2 separate regions of the Homo sapiens genome follow, and region 1 is linked to region 2. A link is an interaction called in ENCODE POLR2A ChIA-PET data of the cell type or tissue named here. Cell type or tissue: B cell. All regions are shown on one strand. Each heading gives the region's core, and the rest is flanking DNA. Links, peaks and the distances in the headings are about the cores only.

Evidence for each region. ChIA-PET counts read pairs that join two places held together with the same protein. Peaks named below come from ENCODE experiments on the same cell type or tissue, not always from the same donor. Only the 100,000 strongest peaks of a DNase experiment are listed, where the experiment ranks them.
Region 1: POLR2A ChIA-PET joins it to region 2 with 10 read pairs; 7 of 35 experiments call an interaction of 5 or more read pairs at or near these places.

The regions. Positions count from the first base shown.
Region 1 is chr3:45,571,430-45,587,142 of GRCh38, forward strand. No RefSeq gene overlaps it. Among named protein-coding and RNA genes, the nearest start is that of LIMD1, 15 kb to the right of the region's middle. In B cell, for the core only: no CTCF peak of the experiment used is centred there; no DNase peak of the experiment used is centred there.
Region 2 is chr3:45,657,710-45,673,422 of GRCh38, forward strand. It overlaps LIMD1 (LIM domain containing 1), which reads left to right. Exons shown (of 8, transcript NM_014240.3): 3 at 7,941-8,008; 4 at 10,585-10,647; 5 at 14,981-15,111. Among named protein-coding and RNA genes, the nearest start is that of LIMD1-AS1, 23 kb to the right of the region's middle. In B cell, for the core only: CTCF peaks have their summits at 7,638 (motif pointing left) and 7,839; DNase peaks (open chromatin) are centred at 7,032 and 7,642; H3K4me3 peaks cover 709 bases; H3K27ac peaks cover 1,922 bases.

The DNA.
Region 1 (15,713 bases), core at 3,891-7,890, 88 kb before region 2:
GATGGACCAGCTGACACCACCCAGACAGGTAATCTGGCTCAACTAGTTCTGCAATCCCACTCAGGAATAGAAGACAGCAAGAAGAGCCCATTTCAGCCCTCTATGATTTCATCCTGACCCAACCAGTCAGCATTTCTCATTCCCTAGCCCCCCACCCACCAAACTTTCTTTAAAAAGCCCTAGCCTCTGAATTTTCAGGGAGGCTGATTTGAGTAATAATAAAACTCTGGCTTCCCATTTAGCTGGCTCTATGTGTATTAAACTCTTTATCTATTACAATCTCTGTCTTGATTAATCAGTTCTACCTGGGCAGCAGGCAAGAAGAACATGTGGGGAGGTTACGCTGACTTTCAGAACACTCAGTGGATTTCTTCACCTCTCCTCTTTTTTTTTTCTCTCCAACATGTTTCTCCCCAAATCTGTCCCATTTCAATAAATGGCCAACTCTCACTCAACTCTCCCAGATGCTCAAACCAGAAACTTAGCAATTCTCCCCTTTTCTATATCATTTCCTGTATCTCTACCCACAATCTCAGTCTGTTCCACTACCCAGAGCTCTCTTGAGTTCGTCAGTCCCTCCAGTGCTTTCTGGCTCCAGTGTCACCTCCCTGACATCAGCCCCCATCACCTCACCTGTGCTATAACTGCCTTCTGAACACTTCAGGTGTGGTATAATAGCAAATATGTATTTCACCTTTGCCCCAGATTTCTGGCACACAGCTCCCAGAGCTCCAAAACCCTCTGGAATTTCCTGTGATCGTGTTAGAGTAGATAGTTAGCCAGATACGAGCAGGACAGGAGAGGGCTCCCGGGCAACAGGAATGTCAGGCAATCATCAGGTGATGGTCAGGAAGTTGTTAAACTATCTCTCTGAAATAATAATTGGTCACAGCCAGCACCAGGGAAAGGCCGTCTCCCGGTAGATAGAAAACATCTAAAGCTGGTGATCAGCAGCTTCCCAGTAAGATCTCAGGAGTTGGGTGAGTGGGCTCAAGCATGTGCACTAATAGGCAAAATGGCAGAGTTTAACTGGTATGTGACCTTCCTCTATGAACACTCGACTGGTAAGGGAAAAATGAGCATCTACACAACTTCAGTAAACACATTGCGCATGTGGCCCCTCCCAAGTGCCGCAGGCAGCTGCACACTTGGGTAGCCCACCCCAAGGGAAGAGTTGGGGGAGAAGCAATGCAACCCTGGAAGCACGCCAACCTATAAGACCCCAAGTCAAAGTTCAAACCACACACTTGACTCTCTCAAGTTGCCTGCTTGACCCTCTTACAACTGTACTTTACTTCCTTTCATTCCTATTTAAACTTTCACTCTTACTCTAAAACTTGCCTCAGTCTCTCACTCTGCCTTATGCCCCTCCATCGGATTCTTCCTTCTGAGGAGGCAAGAATTGAGGTAGCTGCTGATCTCTATGGATTCCCAGCTGCTAATAATAGGACTGTGTTTTGTTATTTATAGCAAGCCCCTTTCAACCGTACTTGAGTTTATGCTAATGAGATGACTCCTGCAGGGAAGCGGGTGCCTAGATAGCTTCAGGTTGGGGGCTGGTGCCAGAAAGACAGGAGTGATTAAAGTGTTGGAACTGTCAGCCCAGCCCCTGACCTACATGGAAGAGGTTCTGAATATTGAGTTCAATGGCCAATGGTCAGGAATTTGATCAATCATGCCTGCAATAATGAAACCTCCATAAAAAGCCCTAAAGACTGGGATTCACAGAGTTTCTAGGTTGGTGACCATGTCCATATGCTGGGAGGGCAGTGCACCTGGAGAGGGCAAGGAAGCTCCATGCTGCCCACCCCCACACCTTGTGATATGGTTTGGCTGTGTCCGCACCCAAATCTCATCTTGAATTGTAGTTCCTGTAATACCCACATGTTGTGGGAGGGACAGAATGGGAGATAATTGAATCATGGGGCAGCTTCCCCCATACTGTTCTCATGGTAGTGAATAAGTCTCAGAAGATCTGATGGTTTTATAAAGGGAAACGCCTCTTGCTTGGCTCTCATTCTCCCTTGTCTGCCGCCATGTAAGACGTGCCTTTCACCTTCCACCATGATTGAGAGGCCTCTGCAGCCATGTGGAACTGTGAGTTCATTAAACCTCTTTTTCTTTATAAATTCCCTAGTCTTGGGTATGTCTTTATCAGCAGTGTGAAAACAGACTAATACATCTTGCCCTGTGCATCTCTTCCATCTGGCTATTCCTGGTTGGATCCTTTATAATAAACCAGTCAATGTAAGTAAAGCATTTGCCTGAGTTCTGTGAGTCATTCTAGCCAAGTACTGAACCTGAGGAGGGGGTCATGGGAACCCTCAAATTGGTAGCCAAGTTGGACAGAGGTACAGGTAGACTGGGACCTGGGACTTTTTGGCTGAGTCAGAAGTGGGGCAATCTTGTGGGACTGAGCCCTTAGCCTGGCATCTGTGCTAACTCCGGTTAGTGTCAGAAGTGTTGAATTGTTTGGAGAGTGAGAACTAAAAAGAAAACCTTAAACCCCCCACCTAACTGAATGGACCTCCTCTTGGCCAAGGGGACCCCAGGGAAACCTTAAAAACTGAATTCTCAGGCATGACGGGACAGGAGGTCAAACTCGCCTCAGTATACTCCCTCCCTTTCACAGTTTAGACACAACTCACCAGCGTTAATGTGAAAACAGAGATCCTAAGACTAACAGAACGGACTCTTTGTGGCAATAAGATACCAAATTACAAACAAGACCTAACGGTGCGCCAGGCAAGGGTGAGGTCACACACCCTACACTTAAAGAATAAACTATGTTCCAACTGCCACAAGGTTTTTCTTTTTCTCTAGCCCCTAAACAAGCACTGGCCTTGAGATAAGCAATACTGAAACAATTGCGGTTCATCCCACAGACGCTGGCTGTCTGATTCCCCATTCTACAAGCCACACTACAGCCTTGATAGGACAGAAGACTGATTTCTATACAATTCTCCTGATAAGAGACCACTGACCATGGGCTAGTTCTGGCTGGGTTTGACAGAGGCTGCGCACTGGGGTGCCTTCATGTCTCTTCCTCACCTTCTGACATATAGGGCTTAATTGTAATGCATTTGAATGTTAAGTCTCCACCCCAAAGTGAACCTGGGTTATATGATACAGGCATGTTTGTTAAATAGGCATGCATCAGGACCCCCTTCATGCATATTCATAGCCCCTCCTATAACCTGTTGAATGTGTGTACTTGGCCAACCATCTGGCATAAACCCCTGTTCCAACCCGTTCTCCTTCAAAGTGCCTGCCTTTTGGGCTCTGCCGGCGGCTATGCTTCCCAGCCTGGGAATGGCCAGCCTGCAGGCTGTAACCCTCTATCAGAAATAAAGTCTCCTCTCCAAATGTATAGATTTCATGATTTTTCAGTTGACAACACCCAGATGATGTCAGAGAATTCGAGAACGGCTTGGTGTGGAAAAACCACAAATTTGATGTCAGAAAAAAGACATCATGGCTGGGCGTGGTGACTCACACCTGTAATCCCAACACTTTGGGAGGCTGAGGCTGGCACATTGCTTGAGGCCAGGAGTTCGAGACCAGCCTGGCCAACATAGAAAAACACCGTCTCTACTAAAAGTACAAAAAATTAGCCAGGTGTGGCAGCACATGCCTGTAATCTCAGCTACTTGGGAGGCTGAGGCATGAGAATCCCTTGAGCCTGGGAGGTGGAGGTTGCAGTGAGCCGAGATCGCAGCACTGCACTCCAGCCTGGGTGACAGAGTGAGACTCTGTCTCCAAAAAACAAACAAAAAGATGTAGCACCCATCTTCTCCCATTGGCAGCTAACCCTGTCCCTAAGTCCATTCTTAACATGGCGGCTGTGGTCATCTTTTCAGAGCTTAGTGCAGGTTATGTCACACTTTCTTACCAATCCCCATGAGCAAACCCAGTAATGGGCCGTGAGACCCCAACTCCCCCAGCCCCTACCCAGCTCAGCATCCCTTCACCCAGTGCCCTTCCCACTCCAGCTACTCAGGCCCTGCTTGCCCACATTCCTCTGCAGGAATGCCCCTCCCCACCTGAGACGATGGTATTTCTCAACCTTCAGATCTCCTTCAAATGATACCCCTTAACAGGCTCCCTGAAAATTCTCGCGACTATATTTGCAGACCTGTTAGCTCCCCCTTTTCTCAGTCTCCTCCTTCTAGACCACAAGAATGTGTCTGTGGTGGGGGAAGGCTGCTTATAACCAAGAATGTGATTGTTTTCCTAGGCTGAAGTGCATCTGCTCATGGGCCGCCCTATTAGCAACATAAAGAATTGGCTGAGCAATTAAAGGACACTTGTTCTCTGGCATTGACACAATTCTCTGACCAAATTCTAGGGTGGAGCTCTCCCTCAAGAACATGTGCTTCTCTCCCTCAAAGCGATTTCTGTGAGCTGAGAGGGCCAATGGAAGATCCTGTTCTCTCCCTTCCAGAGAAAACTTTGGGAGTCATGGCATTCCCCCTCCCTGGCTGTGGTGACTACTTAGGTGTTTGAAATACCTGCTTTAATACAGGGCAACCCACACCCTGGCAATGGTGCTAAGCTGGGAGTAATCGCGTGGCTCAAGCTGGGCCAGAGTTTCTCCCCAGAAATTTGGATTTGGGACAGAAAAAGGAGAGTCAATCATCTTTTGAGAGCCCAGACTCTAACAGGGGATAGGAGTTCAAGATGGTCACCACGGCCAGGGAAGCCAACAGCACATCTGTGATGAGCAGAGGAGAAAGTGGCGGGGATTGGGGGACACTCCAACTGAGCACCTTCCTTCACACACCTGTGCCAGCTGCTCTTCTGGCCTGTGCACCATGACATGTGCCCGTAACTTGTCAACAGCTTCCGTTTTCCTTAAGCTAGGTTGAGAGGGGCTCCTGTCATTTGCAAGCAAAAGAATAATAAATAACATAGAAGGGAAGTGTTTGAAGACTCAGCCTATTGATAATTAAATAGTGGGAGCTACCTCTCTCTTTTTTTTTTTTTTTTTTTTTTTGAGACAGAGTCTTGCTCTGTTCCCCAGGCTGGAGTGCAGTGACACGATCTCAGCTCACTGCAACCTCCACCTCCCGGGTTCAAGCGAGTCTCATGGCTCAGCCTCCCAAGCAGCTGGGACTACGGGTGCGTGCCACTAGGCCTGGCTAAATTTTTTTGTATTTCTAGTAGAGATGGGTTTTTACCATGTTGGCCACGCTGGTCTCGAACTGCTGGCCTCAAGTCTCCGCCTGCGTCAGCCTCCCAAAGTGCTGGGATTACAGGTGTGAGCCACTGCTCCTGGCCAGGAGCTACCTCTTTATGAAAAAACAACAACAACAACAAAAATCCGCTCTAGTCTGACCTGTTTGGAACCAGACAGATTTGAGTGTGAATTCAAGCTTGGATCCAGCGTGACCCTGGGCATGTTGCTCACTCCCGGGTGTAGGCCAAGCTGAATATAGGAGGAATTTTGTTTGTAGTTTAACTCTGAAGCAAGGATGATAATTGTCCCTCCCTAAAACTGATGCCTCTTCTTGTTTGGGGGCTGCAATCACCTTTGTAAGATGAATGAAAGGCCACAAAAATAGGATCCTGGGAAGGGCCTGAATTCTGCTAAAATGTAGGCATGGTTTTTATAATCCTTTACTGCTCAGAAGCCATGTGGCCAGAGGTTACAAGATTTTTATTTTATTTATTTATTTTATTTAATTAATTAATTTATTTTTTGAGGCAGAGTCTCACTCTGTCACCCATGCTGGGGTGCAGTGGTGTAATTACAGCTCACCGCAGCCTTGACCTCCCAAGCTCAAGCAATTCTCCCACCTTAGTCTCCTGAGTAGCTGGGACCATAGCTGCGCATCACCACATCCACCTAATTTAAAAAAAATTTTTGTAGGCCAGGCGCAGTGGCTCACGCCTATAATCCCAGCACTTTGATAGATCGAGGCAGGTGGATCACTTGAGCTCAGGAGTTCGAGACCAGCCTGGCCAACATAGTGAAACCCCATCTCCACTAAAAATACAAAAATTAGCTGGGCATAGTGGCACACACCTGTAATCCCAGTCACTTGGGAGGCTGAGGCAGAAGAATCGCTTGAGCCTGGGAGGCGGAGGTTGCAGTGAGCCAAGATCACACTATTGCACTCCAGCCTGGGTGACAACAGTGAAATTGTCTCAAAAAAAAAAAAAAAAAAAAAGAGAGAGAGAGAGAGATGGGGTCTTCCTATGTTGCCCTTCCACTTGGAATTATAAGCATGAGCCACCACTCCTAGCAAGATTTGTCACTTCTCCAATTGCTCCTATAGATAACACCACTATTGTAGAACCTAAGGTTGGTCTTTTGAGATGTTTTTCAGACCTTTGCATTGTGGCAACCAACTGACCCTACACAGACTCATGACGTAGCTAGTTCTGTGGCCTCCCCTGACCCAGAGGTGGACTCAGCCCACAATGGCCATTTTCCACACCCCTATGATTGCATCCCCAACCAATCAGCAGCACCCATTTCCCAGACCACCGCCCACCAAACTATCCTTCAAAAATCCTAACCTCCAAGCCTTCAGGGACACTGATTTGAGTGATAACTCCAGTTCTCTTGTGTGACTGGCCTCACATTAATTAAACTCTTTCTTTATTGCAATACCATGGTCTCGGTGAGCTAGTTTCATTTGTGCAACAGGCAGGAAGAACCCACTGGGTGATTATACCACTTAACCTCTCTGAGACTAACTGAGTTCATATGTGAAATGGGGCTCATAATGCTCACAGTGTTCTGAAGATAAAAGACATAAAAACGTTATAGGGGTTAGGTGTTCCAATGACCAGAATTTTCTTGTCTTCTGACCAAAGCTCACTATTCCCAGGATTCAGGTGTTTTTGGCAGTAGTATCAAAAGTCTTAAAGTTGAGGCACATATCTGCAGACTCCACATTGTTCCTGTAGGATTTTCCCAAGGGATAAAGTAACAGCATATTGTGCTAAGACTTACAAACATCACTGTTCACTGTAACCAAACATTGGAAACCAACCAACAGTAGGGACTAGTTTCACAAATCATAGTGTACCACTCCCATAAACCATGTATAAGGGTCAAGGGAAAAGTTCCCCTTCTCTGAAGGTTCACTGAAAAATCAACTGACAAAAGGCAGATTAATAGGAGAAAATACAAAATGTATTTTGACATGTATAACTAGGGGGCACCACAGGAGAATGATTACCCAGTAACCCAACGGGATACAGAAGCTTATATACCCTTATTCATAGGAAACGGGGGAGATGGGAAATGCAGGCAATTTCCCATATGGGGAAATGCAAATGATTATTAGGGAGAATGAGTGGACAGAAATTAGCTTATAAATGATTCTCTTCGGAATCTGAATGAGCCGACAGGCAGGCATTATCTTGTGAAAAAGCTCATCCATGTGTGGTTGCATTCCTCAGTCTTACTTTCTGAGATAGATAATGAGATTTCAGGGAGGGGAAGAAGGGAATTTGTGATACCAATAACAATGTATAGTCAATCAATAGCTTATGTTATCTTAATATAAATTCTTGGTAAACATCTTAGGAATGGCCTCTTCTTTTTTCCTTAAAAACCTAACTCTAACTGCTGGTAATCAGAGTGTATATTCAGGGCAACTTGAATCTATGCTCCTAGGTGGCCATCCTCAAACTATGAGTCAAATAAACTATATAACTAGTATATATAACTATATATATATAACTATAACTATAATTATTATCACTCCACCATCAGCAAGCTTTGAGGTTATTTCAGGATTCTGCTATCACTCAGTACTACTATGAAAATTCTGTACCTGTCTCTGAAGGCATGAGTTTCTCTGGGGATAGCTGCAGGAGTGGAATAGCTGGGTGAGGTCCACGTGCATGCTCTACAAAATGACTATTTCCAAAGTGTTCTGGCAATGGAGGAGAGCCTTCCTTGCTCCACATCCTCCACAACACTTGCTGTCACCTGGCTTTGTAGTCAGTGCTCCTTTGGTAGGTTTACAGTGGCAACTTCCTGTCTCCACATGCCAGTCCCAAAGGTGGGATCAGGTGTTTAGCTCCCTATGAGTCAGCTCCTGAGGCCGCCTTCTGGGAGTTGTTAGAGGGCCAAGGAGAACAACAGGGTCTTTGGTGCTGGAAGGAGTTGGGTCTGCCTTCCAGATCCCCCACCAATAGGCTGTGCTACCTTAGGTAAGTGCCATGACCTCACTGAGCTTCCATTTCTGCCAAATGAGGATGGCTCCTAACGTGCAGAGCTGTCAATGACGAATGCCCAACTGAAGATCTTGTAAAGCACCAAGCAGAGTGCAGTGGCTGTGGTTGTTCTGTTCTACCCTTTGCCTCTCATTCGTAATTTTGTCTCCAGGTTCTAGAACTGCCATACTTACGCCCTCTTGACACTGATTCCAGTTGTTCATTGCTAGGGTTTGAATGTGTCCTGCAAAGTTCAGGCAGGATCTTTAAGAGGCGATTAGGCCATGAAGGTTCTGTCCTCATGAATGGATTAATGCCGTCATTGTGAGAGTGGGTTAGTTATTGTGGGATTGGGTTCCTGATAAAAAGATGAGTTAGGCCCCCTTCCCTGCTCTCTTTCTTGCATGTGCTCTCTTGGCCTCTCACCTTCCACCAGAGGATGATGCAGCAAGAAGGTTCTGCCAGATGCTGGCTCCTTGACTTTGGACGTTTCAGCCTCCAGAACTGTAAGAAATACATTTCTTAAAAAAATTACCCAGCCTGTGGTATTCTGTTACTGCAACACAAACAGACTAAGACATCCATCTTGGCACATCTAAATGACAGTTGCTTCAAAGGTCTTTGTTTTGTTTCTGATGGATCAAGACAACTGCTCAAAGAACAGATCACTTGGGGAAGAATCTTATATAGCAAATTCCTCTATGGTTTTGCTGTCAGAGAAGAAAGCCTTGTGGCTCCATCTGATTCAGTGATGTGGTTGATCTGGGGCATATTTAAGTCTAAGTGACAAAGCTGGATTAGCAAAGGCTCTGCTAGGCTGGGTCTGTGTGTACATGGCCTTGATAGATATACTGGTTTGATGAAATGCAAATATCTGACAAAGACTATGGGAACACAAGCCTTCTTTGTCATGTTTTATTGCGATCTGGGGGGTCCTAACTCTTTTATAAGAGGGGGATAGGGAAGGAGAATGAAGGGGACTGAGTATTGGCCCTGAGCCAGTCCAGTCTGAGCTCAGGACTTTACTCACTGGATCTCAAGAAAGAGGTAGGTCTCTTACATCATCCTGAAAACAGAATGGGAGGTTTATTTCAGTGACTTCTCAGAAAGAAAAAAAAAATCAGTAGTTCTGCAATGGCTTTGTTTTCTGACTTTCTTATATAAAGGGATTTGGAGTGCTCAATTTTACTTATCATCAGAGAAATCAGATTAAACCACAATGAGATAACTCTTCACACCAACCAGAATGGTAAAATGAAAAGAATGGCAAAATCAAGTGTTGATGAGGATGTGGGAGAGCAAGAACTCTCCTTTGCTGATAGCAACTGTACAACCACTTTAGAGCCCTGGTTAGCCGGATCTATTACTAGGATCTACCAGTATGCTATGACCCAGCAATTCCCTTCTCATTGATATACCCAATAGAAATGTCTACATTAGTTCACCAACAGCCCTGCCCTATAGAATATTCACAGCAGGACTATTCAAAATAGCCCCAAAATGAGAACTATCCAAATGCCTGTTACAGTGGAATAGCTAAAGCATGGTACATCACACAATGGAATATTACACAGCCATAAAAATGCACACACTGCAATGACACACAACAATGTGAATGATTCTCACAAACATAATGTTGAACAAAAGAAACTGGACTCAAAATAATACATACTGTGTGATTCTAGTTACATGAAAAACAGAGATAGTCAAAACTGATATATGCATTTGGAAGTTAGGATAGTAGTTACCCTTGGGAAGGTGGTGGTTAGGTGAGGACACAGCGGGCTTCTAGGGTGCTGGTCAGGTGCTACTTCTTGATCTGGGTTCAGGTTGCACACAGGTATTCAGTTAATGAAAATCCATCATGCTATACTCTTTCCATATAACATACTTCTATCAAAAGTTAAAAAAAGATTGGCAGGTGGCTATTACCTTTAGCCTGCACCCAATGGAGGTCAACTCATAGGTGGGAAATTCATGGATTTGAAAACTTAGGTGCAGATAAGACCTCAGACATCATTCAGTACAGAGAGCAGACATTCAGGGATTAAATCCTTACTCCTCTATTTACCAGCTATGTGCCATTAGGCAATCTACTTAAACTCTCTGAACCTCCATTTCTCTATTTGTAAAATGGGATAATGGAATTTATCTAGGAGAGCTGTTATAAGGATTAAGGGCAAGAATGCAAACTCTTAGCCAGTGCTTAGCAAATGTCAACTATTATTAGCATGATTATTATCCAGTACAATATGCATTCATTCATTCATTCATTCACAATAATTAATTAAATACTGTACAAGATACCAGGGTGGGCAAGACACACCTGATCCTTACCCTCACAGAGCTTACAGTCTAGTCTGGCCTCTTCCTGGACCCACAGTAGTGTTGGAAACAGAAGACACGGTCCCCCCATTCAGGTTTGGCAGGCAAACATTCACTGATAGACACACTCTGGAAGTAGCTCTGGGAGCTTCAATAGCCTGGCAATCACTTGGATTATTTGGTTATGAGAGGTGGTGTGGTTTAGAGCCAGGCTGCCTGGGTTCAGATCCCAGATCCTCCACTTACGAGCTGTGGAATTTTTTTTTTCTAGCTGTGGAATTTTAGGCAAATTCTTTATCTCCCTTATGCCTATTTCCTCATCTGTGTAAAGGAGTAGATAACAGAACCTGTCTCGTGGGTTGTTGGGAAGATTTAACAGTGTAATCTATGTAGAGGATATAAAATGATGCTGGGTACAGAGTAGGTGCTATGATGTGTTAGTGGTCCTTGTTGATCTTGTTATAAATAATCAAGGATTCTCACACTGACCACAGCTAGATGACAACCCGCAGAGAGCCAGACAGACCTCCTTGGTGTCTGTGAAGAAATCCAAGTCACTCCAGCAGCACTGTGGAGTTCTCAAGAATATGCCTAACTCATGGGTGTCTACTCTACAGCCATGCTTGCACGGGTGTGAAATGGTTTGTAAGTCATCCCTTGCTATGGTTAACACAGTAGCAAAAGCACAGAAGCAGCCCAGATGTCTGTGAATAGGAGGTTGGTTAAAAAGTCCATGACTCACTCAAAGAAAGAAATATTAGCCCTAAGAAAGAACAAGGCAGCTGCATGTGAAATGATGTGAAAAGATTTCCAAGAATATTATTAAGTGCAAAAAGCAAGAGGCAGTGCATTTACTTCCTGTGTTTTAAAAAAACAAAACCAAAAAAGAATTGTACATGACCAGGTACTTCGGTAATGTGACTTTTGGTAATGTAGTTGGCTTTGGAGGGGACACTGGGGCATAGGAGTGGGAGGATACCTTCTTTTCACTGTATGTTCAGTTGTTCCTTTTGAATTTTAACCCATATGCATGTTTTATTTTTTAAAAGAGTAATCCAGTGACTAGGGCCAATTCAGAAATCAGCACTACAGTTCATTGTACTGTTAAACATCTTTTGCTGCTCTCTGAGCAGATGGCCCTGGGAGGGGTTGGGCCAGGGCCAGCGGGAAACCTCCCTCCCCTATGGGTGTATGGGGAGCCTGTGGCTAGGCACATGCCTCCAGCTGGGTCTGCTTGCATGGCCAAAGGGCTGGGGTGAAGAACTGAAGCTGGCAAAGACAGTGGGCTCCAGCAGCCTGGCAGAGGCCACACACACAGGACAAGGTCACGGTCCTAATATCTGGGTCTGGCCTTGGCACCTTTCCAGGGGAAAACTCATGGGACAAAGGCTCATTGCAAGCACCAGGAAAGGGCCTCCATTGCAGCTGCTTCTCTTCATTCATGGGGCAATTCCACAGTGGACCTTGGGGCCAGAGAAGACCAATCTGTTCTGGAAACAGATTTGGAGGGGCCAGTGTTTTCCTGGCCTGCTCTGGGCCATCAGTGGAATGGAAAGAGCCCAAAGGAACCTTAATTCTTAATTCTTCGTCCATGTGCTCAGCTGAAATATAAAGATTCTTTTCAGAGCCCTCCCTGAAGTAGCCCTCCAGCTTTGGGACACACACAGCATTGTGTGCAGAGACATTTCCTATAGCCAAGCAAAAGCGACAGAGAGGCCCTTTCAGTTTGCTGCAAAATAAGCAGGGCTCTGTCCCAAGACAGGCGGCCTTTGCCTCATGGGCCCCTTGGTAATTCATAGGCTGCCTGAGCTCCATTTACTGCCTACAGTCTATTAGACTAGGGCTTTTCAAATGCCCTTTAGCCAACAATTCTTTATATATATCGATATGAAAAACATATATATATGCGTGCAAACAGATTTTTGTTTTTTTAGACAGAGTCTTGCTTTATTACCCAGGCTGGAGTGCGGTGGCGTGCTGCAGCCTTGCTCTCCCAGGCTCAAGTGATCCTCCTACCTCAGCTTGCCAAGTAGCTGGGACCACAGGTATGCAACACCATGCCTGGTTATTTATTTATTTATTTATTTATTTATTTTTTGAGACAAGGTCTCACTACGTTTCCCAGGCTGGTCTCAAACTCCTGGGCTCAAGCAATCCTTCCACCTTGACCTCCCAAAGTGTTAGGATTGCAGGTGTGAGCCACTGTGCCCAACTGTAAACAGATATTCTAAACTCAGATATCTTTTATACACACACAGACACACATACACACACACACATATATATATATATGTAGTCATACTTTTTTTTTTTTTTGAGATGTAACCTCACTCTGTCACTCAGGGTAGAGTGCAGTGGCGTGATCTCAGCTCACTGCAACCTCCGCCTCCCCGGTTCAAGCGATTCTCCTGTCTCAGCCTCCCAAGTAGCTGGGATTGCAGGCGCCCACCACCACGCCCACCTAATTTTTGTATTTTTAGTAGAGACAGGGTTTCACCATGTTGGCCAGGCTGGTCTCAAACTCCTGACCTCAAGTTATCCACCTGCCCTGGCCTCTCAAAATGCTGAGATACAGGTGTGAGCCAACGTACCTGGCCTATATGTAGTCATATTCTTAATTAAGCTATATATCACTAATATTCATCAAATATGATATATAAAAGATTAAGTATTTGGTACAAAGTGTTCAAACAAGATCTATAGAAGGTTTGCAGAGACATACAAATTTATAAGAGTAACAATACAGCCTCTCTTCTTTTTTTTTTTTTTTGAGGTGGAGTTTTACTCTTGTTGCCCAGGCTGGAGTGCAATGGCGCAATCTTGGCTTACTGCAACCTCCACCACCCGGGTTCAAGCAATTCTCCTGTCTCAGCATCCCAAGTAGCTGGGATTACAGGTGCATACCACCATTCCCGGCTAATTTTTGTATTTTTAGTAGAGATGGGGTTTCATCATACTCGTCAGGCTGGTCTCGAACTCCTGACCTCAGGTGATCCACCTGCCTCAGCCTCCCAAAGTGCTGGGATTACAGGCATGAGCCACCGTGCCTGGCCCTCTCTTCTCTGTTTTTCCAAATCTGGGTCACCATTTAGCCCAATTAATTTCTTCTACTTATAGACGGCAACACCACACCAGTGCTCCCTTTTCCGATGCGATCAATTTACCACACATTTGGGGGGGCCCCTACCATGTGCCAGGCACTGTTCTAGGTTCCTGGGATACAGCAATGAACCAAATGGTCAAAGATCCATGGCCTTGTGGGGTCTGCATCCTAGTGAGGTGACAGACAGCAAACAAGTAATGAAACAGATGTTCACTGTGTGTCATGTAGGGAGAGGGATAGAGAGAAGGGTGTAAGGAAGGACATCCCAAGGAGATGACTGCTGAGTGGAGACCTGGGGGTTGTGAGGGAGGGATTCGCGTGGATATCTGGGACAGTGGGTTCGAGGCAGAGGAATGGCTACCCTCTTGCCCACTCTAGATACACTGCACTCACTCGACAAAAGCCAGCCCTAGTTAGACCCAATTCTCCACCTACTCCATACCCACATCTGTGCAGCTGAACCCTGGCTAGAGAAAAACATGCCACTGTGTTGGCTGGCCTCACTGAGACCCATGCCCAGAATCTTGGGGTGGGGCGCCTTCATGCTTCCCTGGGCCATTCATCCTCCCACTCCCCGGACAACCAATTCCCATGGCAACTTTGCCAGCCTCCCTCTCAGATGCCTTCCTTACTTGCTTATGTCACCAAGAAAATTAAAGCAATCAGAAGAGTTACCACTCTAAGATTCCAACACCTCATGTACTTACCTACCTGATTCTTGTCCAAAACCTTCCTTCCTGTTACTATGGATGAAACATGCATTGAAGTCCAATCCCTCTCTGCTACTCAAGGAAAACTCTCTCCTCTCCCTTCTACATTAGCAATGCTCCTCTCCCATGTCCCTATCTCACTGGGTCATTCCCACCAGTGTTGAAACATGCCCTACCACCTCCTACTATTTATTTATTTATTTGAGACAGGGTCTTGCTCTGTCTCCCGGGCTGGAGTGCAGTGTCATGATCACAGCTCACTGCAGCCTCCACTCCCAGGCTCAAGCAATCTTCCCACCTTAGCTTCCTAGGTAGCTGGGACTAGAGGCGCACGCCACCATTCCTGGTTAATATTTGTATTTTCTGTAGAGACAGGGTTTCATCATGTTGCCCCGGCTGGGCTCAAACTCTTGGGCTCATGTGATCCTCCTACCTTGGCCTCCCAAAGTGCTGGGATTACAGGTGTAGGCCACCACTCCCAGCCAATCTCCCACATTTTTAATTAATTAATTAATTAAAATGTAATTTTTTTTTTTGAGATGGGGTCTTGCTGTCGCCCAGGCTGGAGTGCAGTGGTGTGATCTTAGCTTACTGCAACCTCTGCCTCCCGGGTTCAAGCAACTCTCCTGTCTCAGCCTCCTGAGTATCTGGGACTATAGGCGCACGCCACTGTGCCTGGCTGAGTTTTGTATTTTTAGTAGAGATGGGATTTTTCACCATATTGGTCTCAAACTCTTGACCTCAGATGATCCACCCGCTTCAGCCTCCCAAAGTGCTGGGATTACAGGCGTGAGCCACCGTGACCTGCCTATTTTTTTTTCTAGAGATGGAGTCTCATTCTGTCACCCAGGCTAGAGTGCAGTGGCATGATCTTGGCTCACTGCAACCTCCACCTCCCAGGCTCAAGCGATTCTCCTGCCTCAGCCTCCCAAGTGGCTGGGATTACAGGTGTGCGCCACTATGCCCAGCTAATTTTTGTATTTTTAGTAGAGATGGGGTTTCACCATGTTGGCCAGGCTGGTCTCAAACTCCTGGCCTCAAGTGATCCACCTGGCTTGGCCTCCCAAAGTGCTGGGATTACAGGCGTGAGCCACCGCACCTGGCCCACATTTTAAACAAATTGAAAAACCCTCTCTTCATGGCACTTTTCCCTCTAATTCACTTTACCCAACAAAACTCCTAGAAAGAGTTGCATAGATGGCTGTCTCCGTCTCTCCTTGCACTTGTTCTTCTTCTGGTCTCTGCTCAGGTGTCACTTGCTCAGTGGGACCTTCCCTGACCCTTGTGTTTAAAATTGCACCCCTCCCTATGTCCTCTTTCCTGCTTCATTTTTCACCATAGCTCCCATCCCTTTCTAATATGTACTGTAAGGCATGCACCTATTCTGTTTATTGTCC
Region 2 (15,713 bases), core at 5,224-9,223:
ACTTACTACCTGGGTAAGCCTCAATTTCCTTACTTATGAAATGAAAACGATAATGTGTAATTCATAAGTATCATATTTTTACTCCAGAAAGTTAGGAGTAATCCTTGGGTGTGATTTCAAGTGATTCCCAAAAATAATCAATTCCTGTATCCTTGTACTGCTCCATGACATTGACATGTGATGTGTTTTATTTCTGCCCGACTCTTTACTGAACCCTTTCTACGCTCACTGAAACCTGGAGTAGGTGATGGCTTTGAGTAGGAAATGACTTTGTGAGTTTCTTCCGTAAAAGGCATGTGACAGTACAGGGTCAGAAGGTGGAGTGATGCAGTAACCTGTGTGGCAAAGTTTTCAAGCATTTAAAAATATATGTGAAAGCCCTAAACATAGTACTTAGACCACAGAAGACAATCAGTAGATGTTAGGCTTTTCTCCCACTCAGAATACAAACAAATATATTTTGATACACTATCCAGTTTCTAACCTCAGGTGGTCTTTCAAAACCGAAGTGAAAAATGAAGTGTGAGTTCTTCAGAGCAAACTAAGCCCCACCCTCTTAGGTCAGTGGGGGAGTCTCAGTTTTTTAAAATTTGGAATAAAGGAAAATCAGACGTAGTCCCCCAACCCCCTGTACTGGCCTCCTGTGTCCGGACATGGGAATTCTCAGCTGTGGGAACTGGCAGCAAGAGGACTTATCTAGCCAGCTGGGCAATTTTTTAAATGATCAGAGCAATACCTGCTCATTGGTAAATCTTTGGGAAAGTGTAGGAAAGTATATAGAAGCAACCAACTAGGAAATAAACCATCCCCTCCACCATGCAGATTCTTTTTTTTTTTTTTTTTTTTTTTTTTTTTTTTGAGACTGAGTTTTGCTCATGTTGCTCATTGCAGGCTGGAGTGCAATGGTGTGATCTCAGCTCACCACAATCTCCACTCCTTGGGTTCAAGTGATTCTCCTGCCTCAGCCTCCTGAGTAGCTGGGACTACAGGCATGCACCACCATGCCTGGCTAATTTTGTATTTTTAGTAGAGAGGGGGCTTTTCCATGTTGGTCAGACTGGTCTTGAACTCCCGACTTCAGGCGATCTGCCCGCCTTGGCCTCTCAAAGTGCTAGGATTACAGGCATGAGCCACCGTGCCTGGCCTCACCATGCAGATTCTAAATATGTCCACTCAGAGGCGTTGCCACTCATGGGCAGATTTCCTTTCCAGTCTTTTTTTCTTTGAATTTCTTTATATAGTTGAGATGCACAATTTTTAAATCTTGCTTTTTACTTTTCACATTATAACATAAGGGTTTTCTTTTAAGATTAAAAGTATTTTTTCATATTATACATATTTCTAGAAAAATTTAATATAGAAATATGTGAAGTAAAGTGAAATTTCTCTCTAATACCATCTGTCACTGTACCTAATACTAGAAAGAAAATTTAAAATATTAAAGTATATAAAGTAGAAAGTGATGTTTCACTGTTATACTTCTACCAGTGTTACCCACTGTTTGTTTTTTTCCCTTTTGCATATCAGTGGTATCTGCAAATTACTGAAATGGAATTGTACTATAAATACACTTGTCAAGTTTGCTTTTTTCACTTGTTAATATATTTTCAGTCTGGGTGCAGTAGTTCACACCTGTAATCCTGAGATGGGCTGATCACTTGAGCCCAGGAGTTGTTGACTAGCCTTAGACAACATGGCGAAACACTGTCTCTACAAAAAAATACAAAAATTAGGCAGTTGTGGTGGTGCACACCTGTAGCCCTATCTACTCAGGAGGCCGAGGTGGGAGGATTCCTTGAGCCTGGGAGGCTGAGGCTGCAGATTGCACCACTGCACTCCAGCCTGGGTGACAGAGTCAGGCTCCATCTCAAAAAAACCCCAAACATATATATATGCTATCCCCAAACATATATATATGCTATATATAAGCATTTTCCAATATGACTAAAACACTATTTAAATGACATTTTAAATAGCTATGTAACATTTCATCATTTATATGTACTCTGGTTTATATAACCATTCCTCTAAGGCTGCCAGTTTGGATCTAAGTAAATATTTATTCACTTTTTAAAATTCTTTCCCAAAGCTAAGTCTCAGATAACCTCACTGAGTCAGAGATAAACATTTTAAAGTTTCCCTTCCAGGGAGAGTTTATCATCTTACACTCTCAGCAGTAGCTTATGAAAATATACAGTGACAACAATCACAAACACTTAAAAAATCTTTGTTGATCTCCTGGATGAAAAAGCTTTCGTTTAATTTGTTTCTTAACACTAGAGGGTTCAGTGCTTCTGCATGTTCAATGATCTTCCTCTGTGATTTTTGGAATAGAGGTGATCTTCGCCCTATTACACAAAACGTTGATTTCCAGCTCAGATTCCTTAGAACTTGCTAACCCCATTCCTGGAACCAAAGTGCTGTTTGCTGTGTTCTCCATACATTGGATCAGAAGCCTAAGCTCTGGAAGTCCTGCGCCGTTTCCTGGTGGCCTCCTAGCTCCCTCTAGGGGCCCCATCCGCAACTGCAGCCCCACCTTCTTTCCTCTCTTGAGGAATGAGTTTACCCTGCGGGAATTCCGAGAAGGAAGAGGCGAAAGTGGGGAGCTCCACAAGTAAAGATTTGGACTTTGTGATCAGACAGTGTGTGAATAGTTTTGCTTACTGGTTGAGCAAGCTTCTCTTAGGTGGGCTGTCTTTTTTTTTTTTTTTTTTTTTTTTTCCCGAGACGGAGTCTCTCTCTGTCATAAAGGCTAGAGTGCAATGGCGCGATCTTAGCTTCCTGCAGCCTCCGCCTCCCAGGTTCAAGCGATTCTCCTACCGCGGCCTCCCAAGTAGCTAGGATTATAGGCGCGTGCCACCATGCCAAGCTAATTTTTGTATTTTTAGTGGAGATGAGGTTTCGCCATGTTGGCCAGGCTGGTCTCGAACTCGTGATCTCAAGTGGTCCAACAGCCTCAGCCTCCCAGAGTGCTGGGATCACAGGCGTGAGCCACCGCGCCCGGCCAGGTGGGCTGTTTGTGTTCCTCGTCACCTTGTTCCTGGGGAGGGACAGAGGGCAGCAGATCAGCTGTCACCCAGGTAGGTGTCCGACGTGGGAAAAGTATGGGAAAGATACTCTAGTTAGTTCTCATTTTCTTTTCTAAAACTTCGAGTTCTCTGGAGTCCCTTTATAGAGAGAAAGTTTAAGTAACTGAAATTAATTTCCATGGCTGTCAAGGGGGTTCTGATGATGATCCCTGAGATCACCCAGCTGTAGGTAGACATTCTTGGTACCTTAGTTTAGCAGAGTCAGAAAATACTGCGAACGTTCAAGGATGGGGACCTTCTAGAAGAGAGGGCAACAGTAACTTTGAGGGGAGGACAAGAGAGCAGCTTTGGAGACCTAAAGAGTTGTGGCCTTCTATGTAAGTCCTATTATCCCTTCCATGCACCCCCACCCACATTCCCCTACTCCATTAAACTTTGTTTCAGGTTATAAAAATAATGCATAATTATTGCAGGAAAAAATGGTAATTGAAAATCACCTATTTCTTACACTCAAAGATAATGACTTAAAATTTGGTGTACATCTTATGTGTATGAGTGTACACATAATTTTGTCATCATATATGTGAGTGTGTTCATAACTGTAACCCACATACTTATATACTTCCTTTAAAATATTTTAAGTATTTTTCCCTGTCAATAAATATTTTTTTGAAAACACAATCTTTTTATGGCTGCATAATATTCCAACATGTATATGGGTTATCATTTAATAGGAATTGGACATTTGATGCTCATTTTTAGCAAGCTATTATAAATCTGAGATGACGATTTCTGGAACTAGGATAAATTCCTGAAATAGAATTTTTGGGGAGAAAATATCTGAACTTTGTAAATTCTACTGACATTTAATACAAATTTCTCTCCTAAGAGCTTGTTTTAGCTTCTGCTATCCCTTGCAGAGTGTGAACAAGTATCTGTTTGTCTGTGTCATTACTAACACTGGGGTTATCATTCTTTTTAAGCTTTGCTAGTCTGATAGGTAAAGCATAGGGTTTTTTGTTGTTGTTTGTTTTTGGAGAGACAGAGTCTCACTCTATTGCCCAGGCTGGCGTGCACAGACGTGATCTCAGCTCACTGCAGTCTCAACCTCTAGGCACAAGTGATCCTCCTAGCTCAGCCTCCTAAGTAGCTGGGACTACAGGCGTGCCCCACTACACCTAGCTAACTTTTTTATTATTTGTAGAGATGGGATCTTGCTGTGTTGCCTAGGCTGGTCTTGAGCTCCTGGGTTCAAGTGATCCTCCCACCTTGGCCTCCCAAAGTGTTGGAATTACAGGTGTGAGCCACTGTGCCTGGCAGCAATATTTTTTAAATCATGAGGAAAGCTAAAGATTTTATTTTATAGTTATTGATCATTCATACTTATTTTGTGGTTTGTCTGCCTATTCTTTACCCATTTTTTATATAGGACTGTTACTTGAGTTATTTTCATATTAGAGTTACATCCTTTTCTGTCATACAGTATAGATGTTTGCTCTAGTTTGTTATTGCCTTTTCGTTTACGGTGTTTCACCTAAGTGTGTGTGTGTGTGTGTGTGTGTGCGCGTGTAAAACCTACTGGAAGGTACTATGGGAAATAATCCTTATTTACCTGTCACCCAGAATGCACAGACATTTTTACATTATAGTTTTGGTTTGATATTTTTTATAAAGGAAATTAAATATATAAAAATTGTGTGTGTATTTTAAAACCTACTGGAAAGTACTATAGGAAATAATCCTTATTTACCTATCACCCAGAATGCACAGACATTTTTACATTGTAGCTTTGATTCTGTATTTTTATAAAGGAAATAAAATATTATATAAAAATTGGAATCATCTTGATTCCTTTTCCCATCCTCTCCCTTCCTTCCCTAGGGCAGCTGCCATTATGAATTGAAATTTTCCTACTGTTACCATATATACTATTGTCAATAAAAAACATACAGTACTAGTTTACAGTACTAGTTTGTGGCCGGGCATGGTGGCTCACACCTGTAATCCCAGCACTTTGGGAGGCCGAGGTGGGTGGATCACCTGAGGTCAGGAGTTCGAGACCAGCCTGGCCACCATCTCTACTAAAAATACAAAAATTAGCCGGGTATGGTGGTGAGTGCCTGTAATCCCAGTTGCTTGGGAGGCTGAGGCAGGAGAATCACTTGAACCTGGGAGGCAGAGGCTGCAGTGAACCAAGATCGTGCCACTGCACTCCAGCCTGGGCGACACAGCGAGACTCCGTCTCAAAAAAAAAAAACAAAACAGTACTAGTTTGTGTATGTGTGTGTGCGCACTCTCAAACTTACACATATACGATCATTGGTATATCTTCAGGCATTTTGCCTTATTTGCACTGGTGTTCAGTTCAATTAATAATGATATGCATAGATCTAGCCCTTTCATTTTGACTGCTGTCTGGTATTACATCCAGTAAATACAGCTCCAGTTTCTTCGTCTATTTATCAATTCTCATATCTAGTGAACACTGAAGACGCTTCTAGTTTTTCCATAACAACGTTGCCGTGAACATCCATACATGTCTGTCCTCATGCATGTTTGGGTAATCTTCTCAAGGGGCAACCTTAGAAGTGTGTTGTGGATTATGTGTATTTTCAGATCTATTGGCCCTTGACAAATTGTTCCCAAGTAGTCATCCCAGTTGATGATACTCCCACCAGTGTGAAAGGGCTCCTCTTGTCCCACACCTTCCAAGACATGCTATTAGATTTAGTAATTTTTGCCAATCTATGAAAGTGAGATAGAATCTCATTGTGGTTTTAGTTTGCATTATCCTGATTGTTGATAGGATAGAACATCTTTTTATTATAGATATTGGGGTTATGATTAATAATCCTGGTTATTCCTAAGGTATAACAGGTTTTCTATTCTATGCACTTTCTCTTCCTGCCCTTTGCTCATTTCCCCATTGGATTATTTATCTTTTTCTTATTAATTGGTGTTCTTTGTGTCTTAGGTACTAATACTATTTTAATTTATTTTATTTATTTATTTTTGAGACAGAGTCTTGCTCTGTTGCCCAGTCTTGACTCACTGCAATCTCCACCTCCTGGGTTCAAGTGATTCTTCTGCCTCAGACTCCCAAGTAGTGCGTGGCACCATGCCTGGCTAATTTTTTTTTTTTTTTTTTTTGAGACAGAGTCTCCCTCTGTCACCCAGGCTGGAGTGCAGTGGCATGATCTCGGCTCACTGCAACCTCCGCCTCCTAGGTGCAGGCGATTCTCCTGCCTCAGTCTCCCAAGTAGCTGGGGTTACAGGTGCATGCCACCATGCCCAGCTCTTTTTTGTATTTTTAGTAGAGATGGGGTTTCACCATATTGGCCAGGCTGATCTCGAACTCCTGACCTCAGGTGATCCACCTGCCTCAGCCTCCCAAAGTGCTGGCACTACAGGCTTGAGCCACTGTGCCCGGCCAATTTTTGTACCTTTTGTAGAGACAAAGTTTCACCATGTTGGCCAGGCTGGTCCCAAACTCCTGACCTCAAGTGATCCTCCCGTGTCAGCCTCCCAAAATGCTGGGACTACAGACGTGAACAACTGTGCCCGGCCAGATACTAATAGCATTTTATATGTGCTTTGGCCATCTTCTGATCCATGGCTTACTCTTCCTTTTTTCTTTAACTCAACATGTACTGCACTCTGTTAGAGTATTGCCAAAGCTTCCCCTCCAAGTATGAAGCTGACTTAGCTATATCTTCAAGGAATGTAGCATATACTCAGAGTATTAAAAAGTCCTACAGGAACCTACAGGAGGGCTGGGGGAAACATTCAGACAACACTAGATCTGGTAGCAACGACCACCACAGCAAAGAAGATGGATTTGTAGTTAAAGTTACTTCCTTTTTTATGCCTTTTCCGCTGCGTTGATGCTTTCAGGGTCCTCTCTGAGGTCTGAGGAATGTTCTTTGACAGTCTTGTCGCTATCTGCCTTGCGCTGCTTTGCCTCCTGTGGGCGTCACCAGGCGAGGGCAGCCAGTGTTCGTCTGGCGGGTTTCTCTGTATCTCGGGCACTGTTTGTGACAATGATGATTTTACTTTCATTTTGTGGGCTGGCCCCAAAGGGCTTGGTTTAACTTTTTGCAGAGAGTTCATTCAGTTTCTGAAACCCCCACATTGCCTGTTGAGTATGTGTTGAGCCTAGCACTGGAAATGCCCTCAGATCTGTGAATACTGCCAAGTAGGGGATCCCGGGACACCCTCTGCTGACCTTGAGCTCACAGCCCCATTGTGTTTTCCATAAGAGATGAGAGGGACTGATAAAGGATGTTTACCTGTGTTAGCCTTATGGAAGCAAGAGTTCCATCCAAGGAATCAGGGTGCTTTGAACTTTTCCCACTCCCGCCTACTCGTTTTAGGTCAAGAGAAACAAAAATATCCTTCCAACAATGTGTGTTTTCTACAGTTTAGGTGAGAAAAAGATAGGAAAATAATAGTTAACCAATGTATAGGACTCTCCTGATAGGCGGTCACAATGGTCCTGGAGCATATGTCCAAGGTGACTGTCATAAATGCCTGTGGGAAACTGCATCTTCACAAGAGACTGTTGCTTGGATGCCCCCTTGTGTTGCCTCTGCTGTCCTGCCACCAAATGCTTTGCTGGCATCTTTCCAAGCAGATAGGAGGTGCTGGAAGGTGAGCGTAGGATGACTTCCAAGTCAGCCCTTGAGTCTTTTTGCCAAATAGCACCTGCCAGGGCACCCTTCCTCCCGGCCTCAGCCTGCCTGCCTCTCGCCGAGGGCCACGGCATCTTTTAGGAACTGGAAAGTGTCATTGACAGTTGGCGGTTTTTACGTGTTTATTTCTGCCTAAAGATTTTGCTTTTCACTTTTCACTTTTTCCACTGCATATTAAAATTTTTCTTTTTTTACCCTGTGTTTGTGATTTTTTCCTTAGGCCGGAAGCTGAGAGGAAAAGCCTTTTATTTTGTCAACGGCAAAGTGTTTTGTGAAGAAGACTTCCTGGTGAGTGTGTCACCGAAGCCTCCCCTTGCATGTCCTGGCCAGAGTCAGAGGGCAGGGGCCTGGGGGGACCTGGGCCAGCGTGTAGGGAAGCTGCACTGCTGGAGAGAGGGGCCCTGCCTTTCCTTCTGTAGATACTTGGGGGTGGCCATGTTCCTGAGGCCAATGGCAAACCACACAGCTTTGTACTTTGAAGGAACTGTGGGGTCACTTGGCTATCCTCTTGCTGCTTTCTGCAGTTCTGCCTCTTCCACCACCCTGGACTCCTCCTCTTAGACCACTGGACTGGGACCTGGGCTCTCTTCTTCTCATCCCACTCTCTCTGGGGATCTAGCTTCTCCCATGGACTGGAAGTCCATCCATGTGCCAGTGGCTCCCAGACCTGAGCTCTAGCCCTGCCGCACCTCTGAGGCCAGCTGCTGGCATCCCACTGGCCCCTGGGCTGTGTCCCAACCCCTCACGTACCAGCCCCTCACCATATTTCTGTGAAGCAGAAAAATCTTACCTTGCCTTGGGTCCTGATCTGTGAGAATTGCCTCCTAGGTTTGTCCTCAACCCCACCTCCTTGAACGCAGCCAGGCGTTGAACTCTGTGCTGCCATGTCTTCCACAATTCTGCCTCCGTTCATACCTCCGGCATGGCTCAGCCAGGCTAGCTTAACGGCCTCCGCACACCCGCATCAAGAGGCCTTATAGGGCATAAACCTGGCCTGCTTGGTCCCAGCATGTGCAGGGTACAAAGCACACTCAGAAGCTCTCCGAGGTCTGGAATCCCCAGCTGCCCACACCTATGCAACCTCATGCCTTCGTGCCTTTGCTTGGGCCATTTCCCCTGCTTGCAATGTCTTGCCCCTTTATTTTCCCAGATCCCCCCAACAGCCTTCCTGTCCCTCCTGCACCCACAATGGAGGAGCTCTTCTGTGCTGCCACCATGCCCAGGGCCTGCCCTGGCAGGGCTGTGGGCTGTTAGCCCTGAGCAGTATGTCTGCTTACAAGTCTCTCCTCCATTGACTGAAAGCTTCCAGGATAGAAAGAACATGCGTCTTCACCTTCACACCTGCAGATTCTAACAAGATGCCATGCAGACTGGGTGCTTGGTAGTTGGTGGTTGAAATGACTCTGTCATCTCAGGGATGAGGAATGTGAGATGCAGAGATGGGCTCAGGGCCAGCTTCTCCCTGCCTTCCCTTGAGAAAAGCTCTATTTGGTTTTCACTGAAAAGTTGATTCATTATGATTCCTGTTGGCCAGAAACAGACTAGCAAACCCAAACGGGCTTAAGTAAAAAGGAAATTATTCCAGCAGTGCCTCAGGAGTCATTTTCTCCACAGTTTTTGGCCGTGTATCTCAGTGTTAGCTTCAGTCTCAGGTCCTATGTGATGGCCAGATGTTGGGAGGACCCCAGAGTTTACATTCTCTCAGTTTCACATCCGATGGGCAAGAGTGCCAGTCCCTCCTTCGGAATCCTCCACAGACGTCTGATGGAGTCTCATTGGCTCTTACTGGGCCACATGCCCACGCCTGGAAAAAGTAACAGTGCTGGAGGAATGCAAGGCTCTGATGGGCCAGATCTGTCAATGCCCTGCCTGGGCCCTGGCATGGAGCCAGCCCACATGGTGATGGGAGCCACGTGGTGTGGAGCTGGGGGCTGGATCTCAAATGAAAATAGAGAGCTATTACCCCCAGAATGGGGCGTAGGTGCCAGACAACAGAAACCTCCACCACATGGTGTAGAGTTGCAGAAAGTTTCCCTTTTTTGTTTTTCCCAGCTTCCTTTCATAAGGTTTCCCCCAGTTAAGTTGTGTTTGTAATACCCAAACTTCTAGTCTAGCGTGTAGCATCTAGTATGTTTTTTGAAGAGAGCACCTCATGTCTTTCAAGACTGTGTGTGTGTATGTGTTTAGGTAAGATAAGGTAAGGTAAAGTAGATATTTATTAAGTTTCTTTGAAGCTAACTATAAAAGGCATTAGCTTTTTAACCAGAACCGGAGTTGAATTTGATTTCTGTCCTTACCCTTTGTTGGCTGTGTGACCTTGAAAAGTTCACTTAACCTCTCTGAGCTGCCCTCTGCTTCTATTTGAGGATTCTGGGTAATAATGTAGACCTTGCAGAATTGTTGTAAGCATTAGAGTGATGGTTTCAGAATCCCCTGAAAGGCTTGTGAAAACACAGATTGCCAGAACCCACCCCCTGAGTTTCCAAATCAGTAGGTCTGGAGTGGAGCCCAAGGATTTGCATTTTTTACAAGCTTTCAAGTGATGCCAGGGAACTGCTCTTTGAGAACCACTGAGATGGGATTAAAGCATCTCTATATACAGTCCCTTACATAGAGCCTGGCATGCTGTGGGTGCCCAGACACAGTCATTGTTAGAGTGAGTGGTACTAGTATTTGTGATGGCTTTCGTGGCAGAGAATATTCTATGACTCAGCCCACAGCTGTGTTGTACTTGGGGATGACAGAATTCTGCACAGAGTGACACATCTTTCTGAGAAATTCCTTATAATCCTCTTGGCTGTTGGGGAAGTGGCTGATTCATCTTACCAGTCTGGGTTTAACTTTCTTTTCTTTTTCTTCTGCAGTACTCTGGTTTCCAGCAGTCGGCTGACAGGTGTTTTCTTTGTGGACATCTGATCATGGACATGGTGAGTAGGTCAGCCAAAGAAGAGAACAGCATCTCAGGTGGAGGAGGAGGTGTTCAGAGAAAAAAGAAATTAATAATTGAGGACAGTGTTTCTTATCTTGATTTGTGGTTACAGCTGGGCGCAGTGGCTCATGCCTGTAATCCCAGCACTTTGGGAGGCCGAGGCGGGCGGATCACGAGGTCAGGAGTTTGAGACCAACCAGCCTGGCCAATATGGTGAAACCTTGTCTCTACTAAAAATACAAAAATTTTCCGGGCGTGGTGGTGCATGCCTGTAGTCCCAGCTACTTGAGAGGCCAAGGCAGGAGAATTGTTTGAACCCTGGAGGCGGAGTTTGCAGTGAGCCAAGATCACGCCACTGCACTCCAGCCTGGGCAACAGAGTGAGACTCCACCTCAAAAAAAAAAAAAAAGTCCCTGTAAAGTACAGCTTGCTTGTTCTAATAGAACCCACATTGTTGGCTTTTATTGGAATTAACATCTTTAACCATCTAGAGCACACGCTATCATGTTTCCGATAATGCTTTCTCCTCCTCTGGGCTGTTTGAATCGCACTGGCCTCCCTCTGGCTTCTCTGTGATCCTTGTGGCATCCCAGGTGAGATGCTAAATACAGTCTGTTTTTACTGCAGAAATCTCAGCTACCTTGGAGTCAAATGCAGAAAGCCAGAGGAGCAAAGTTGTTTTTCTCCCTGTGTTATGCCCAGCTCACACCATTACGAAGATGAGTTTTTAGGGCCTGTCATTTAGTTCTGAGACAGCAGAGCAAGGACCAGGTTTTATACATTCCATTCTTTGCTCAGTCACTGGCTCTCTGAGGTTATTTTGGGCTTCAGGTCTTCAGTGGGGACAATTTTTCCCTAGAGGGTTAGGTTATGAGGTTAATGAATACAACATCAAATTGTTCACCATTGGAAACCAGCCTTTAAGAAGTTCTTTAATATACTGATCAGAGGAAATGATTATATAACATACTTTAAGTTGGAAACAGTTAAGTCCCTCTCTAAGCTGACTCATTAATTTCATTCTAGAGAAGATAATTTCTAATTATTAGTATTTTTAATTTTACCTTTTTATTGAGAAATAACTCATAGAGTAAAAGATACTAATCTTAAGTGTACATCTGAACGAGTTTTCACATGTGCATATACCCCTGTAACCACCACCCAGATCAAGATATAGAACACTTCCCAAACTCCAGAAAGTTCCTTCTTGTCTATTCCCACTCAAGACCCCACTCCCACAAAGGCAACCATTATTCCAACTTCTATTGCCAGAAATTCATTTTGCTGGTTTTGGAACTTCATATAAATAGAAACATATAGTATAGACTCTTTCAGGTCTTATTACATATGTTTTTGAGCTTCATCCATGCTGTTACCTGTATTGGTAGTTTATTGATTTGTATTGCTAAGTGGAATTCCATTGTATGGATATAGCACAATTTATTTCTCCATCTCATGTTGATGGGGATTTGGTGGTTTCTAGTTTTTTGCTATTTATGCATGAAGCTGCTGTGAATACTCTTGAACATGTCTTTGATGGACATAAACACTCATTTCTGCTGGTTATATGCTAATATTTATAAAACATCAGTGACCCACAGCCCTCCCCATTCGTGATGAATATCTGCTATCTCCCAGGCTTTGACAGACCTCAGCAGAGGTCTTAGCCCTATTAGAGCCATGTCCTCATTAGTAGCCAAGACCTCCCTGGGAAACGTGGCCCTTCCCCCATGCTCGCAGTGGGAGGTAGGCAGAAGCTACATATGCTTACCTCTCCTTCCCAGGTATCTTCTAGACTCTGTAGGGCTCTATTTCTTTAGCAGAATTTGCCTTTGTTTTTAGTGTCCTTCTGACAAACCTACTTCATATGAAGTCAACATGCTCTGAATTTATGAGTATGATTATACCCTATTCTTAGTTCTAGTAATCCTAAGACTTCTTTGGATAACCTCAGGGTATGTCATTTATCTATTGCTGCATGACAAACCACCCTAAAACTTTGTAGTTTAAAACAATAGTGATTTCTTATTTATCATCATGCTTCATGCTGTGGGTCAGGATTTAGGTCAGGGTTTAGCAGGCCAATTCTTCTGCTCTGTGTGGCATTGGCTGGGGTCTCCTACTTAACTTTGTTCAGCTGGTAGCACAGTTGAACTGGAACATCCAAGATGACCTCTCACCCTCCAGGCCCCTCTCCCTGTAGCCTCTAATCATTCAGTAGTCTAGTTCAGACTTCCTTACAGCAAGAGATAGGAAGTGGAAGCTACCAGTCTTCTTAAGCCTTTGACTCAGAAATCTCAGAACATTGTTTCTTCTGCTTTCTGTTAATTAAAGAAAGTCACAAAGCCAGTTCTGATTCAAGGGGAGGGGGAAATAGTCCCCATCTCTTGATGTGAGATCTCTACCATATGGGATAGTATGAAGTTGAAGCTTCAGTCTTTCAGGTCTTCCCTAGGACTTGAAAACTTTTAGTGAATGTCTAGACAGAACCCCAGCTGTCTAACTCTTTGTGTAAATTGTCTCTCTATATACCCTTTTGTTAATAGAGGGGTACATTCTGGGCTTGCAGGTTAGAACCAGGCATAGTCTCACATAAAAAAAGTATTACAGCTAGTCACAATGCAGCAAAATGGCATCTTTTTCTAATCTTACTTTAGGCACAATGTGGATTAAATTAATTTAAGGATCTCTTTCTGCCAAGACAGCATTCATCTTGGGGAAAATGCATTCCAAGGTCCAAATTGCCAAATGGGTTTTGGAAGCCCAGCCAGTTGTTCTTCCTGTTTTGCCTTACTGCAGATTGAGAGGGCCCTCAAAGGTTAGGGAAACCCAAGAGGGAATGAGGAAGCTTGAAAGCTGAGCATTCAGAGGAAAGCTGGAATAGCACAACGCCCTCCTCTTGCCTTCTTGGCTGGAGCTTGTGCAGTGTGGAGTTATCCGCCTGAGGCTTCCAGGGGAAGGAGCTGTAACACAGCATATCTTTACCCCTGGGTCTCACAGTGTACTGACAAGGCTTCCCCAAATCCAAAATCCCCTTTCTTCAGCCTGTTTGAAGGCTTTCTGTGTGGGCTCCCACTGCTGGATGCTGATGACCGTTCTGTACATTCTTTGCAGATGCATGTTTTGGTGTGACCTTGCTCATGTTGATTCTGTAGTTCAGTTGTTTTTGCTAAGTTTCATGATGCAGGTAATTGCAGAAATGAATCTCCTATTAAGTCAGTGAAGATGCTTTCAACTGCAAATTATAGAAAAAACCCAGACTCAGTTCGAGTTAAACCAATGATCCTCCAACTTTAATATATATCAGAATCACCCTATTAAAATACCAACTGCTGGGCCTTACCCCCAGAGTTTCTGATTCAAGAAATCTGGGATGGGGTCCAAGAATGTGCATTATTAACAAGTTTGCAGGTGATGCTAATGCTGAAGGTCTGGGGCCACACACATTTCGAGGACCACTGACTTCATAGGAATGATATTTTATCTCACCTAAAAAGAGGCTTGGAGGTATGTGGTTCCATGATGAGTTAATTCAGTTACTTACGGACCTCACCAAGGATGTTCTTTCCATCTCTTCTCTTTCCTGCTGTCCATGTCTTGGGTCTGTCCTGGTTTCAGGTTGGCTCTGGCAGTTCCAGGTATCCCATCCAGATCCAGATTAAATGACACTGAGAGGAAGAAGTTTGTGGGGCTTTCCCTCTATTGCGTTTAAAAACAACAACAGAGAAACTTTACTTATTACACTTGGATTTGAGGTCATTGGGTTGAGTCAGAACTTCTAGATTATCATGCTCCAGAGTCAAAGCTGCATAGAAGGGGCATCCAAGAGGCAGAAGTGAAGGGGTTCCTTTTGAGCTCTGCCATTTCCACATGGAATTTCTTTTCATTTTTCCGAGTACTTGCTGCTTCCCAAATCTGGGAAGGATGTATCCTTCTGTGGCCCTGCTTTGCATCGTTTCCCACTTCTTCGTGGTGGATTTTGGCCCTGGGATTGGCCCATCCCTTCCTTACCATCTCTTTCTCTTAAAGAACTATGCAAGAGTTTCCTGTTCTGGGTGAGGGTTGGAAAGGAGCCCTCTTTCCCTGCCAGCTCAGAGACCCTGTGAGAGGCTGCAGGAGAAGGATTCCTGTGTGGTCTCTTCTGTGTATTCATCTAAACAGATTTGCCTTTCCCACCCCATCACCTCTTGCTCTTCTCCTAGGTGAAACTCGGGGGTAAGTGTACTCTGTGTGTGACTGCTCATGTAATCCTTAGGCCTGATGTGTTCCTCTCCCCTTCCACCATCTCATCCTTCCCTATAATCCCCACTGAGTCTTGGTCTCTGCTCCAGATCCTGCAAGCCCTGGGGAAGTCCTACCACCCCGGCTGTTTCCGCTGTGTCATCTGTAATGAGTGTTTGGATGGGGTGCCCTTCACCGTGGACTCAGAGAACAAGATCTACTGTGTCCGAGATTACCACAAGTAAGAAGGGATGGGAGCAGACAGGACCCATTCGTGTAGGCCAAGCTGATCTCAGCAGAGTGAGTGGTGGAAACCGACAAAACTGTGTTTGCCAGCCGCCCTTAGATCACAGTCCAGCAAAGGCTTAATGGTTTTGAGGGGTACAGCAGGGACCTTGGGAGGTTGGTCGATGCCAGTGTTGACAGGAATGGGTTAAAGAATCATGTTTAGTGAAAAAAAAAAAACAACAGAGCACAGAAAAACTAATAATCATATTTGTAGCTAGGCCTCGGGAGGAATCCACCAAGCCCTGTGGCTTCAGCGTTACCTAACTTCACAAGGCCCCTATGCAGTGCTGGTTCCTACCACTCTTGGTTTGCCTGGGCCTGTGCTAGGCACCATGAGAGGTGTAAACAAATCAGTTAGTGCTGTCCCCAGAAGAGTGAGAGGCAGCCAGTGTCCTCATTGCAGCTGGGGAGCAAATACTAAGGCATATTCCACAAAGTGAGCCAGGTACCAGTCATTCTATGAGGGAGGAGAGCAAGGGGCAGGAGGCGGCATGGAGGAAGGCTCCATGTGGATTCCAAGTGCAAGTCTGACTCTGGAATTTGCTCCCAGAAGCA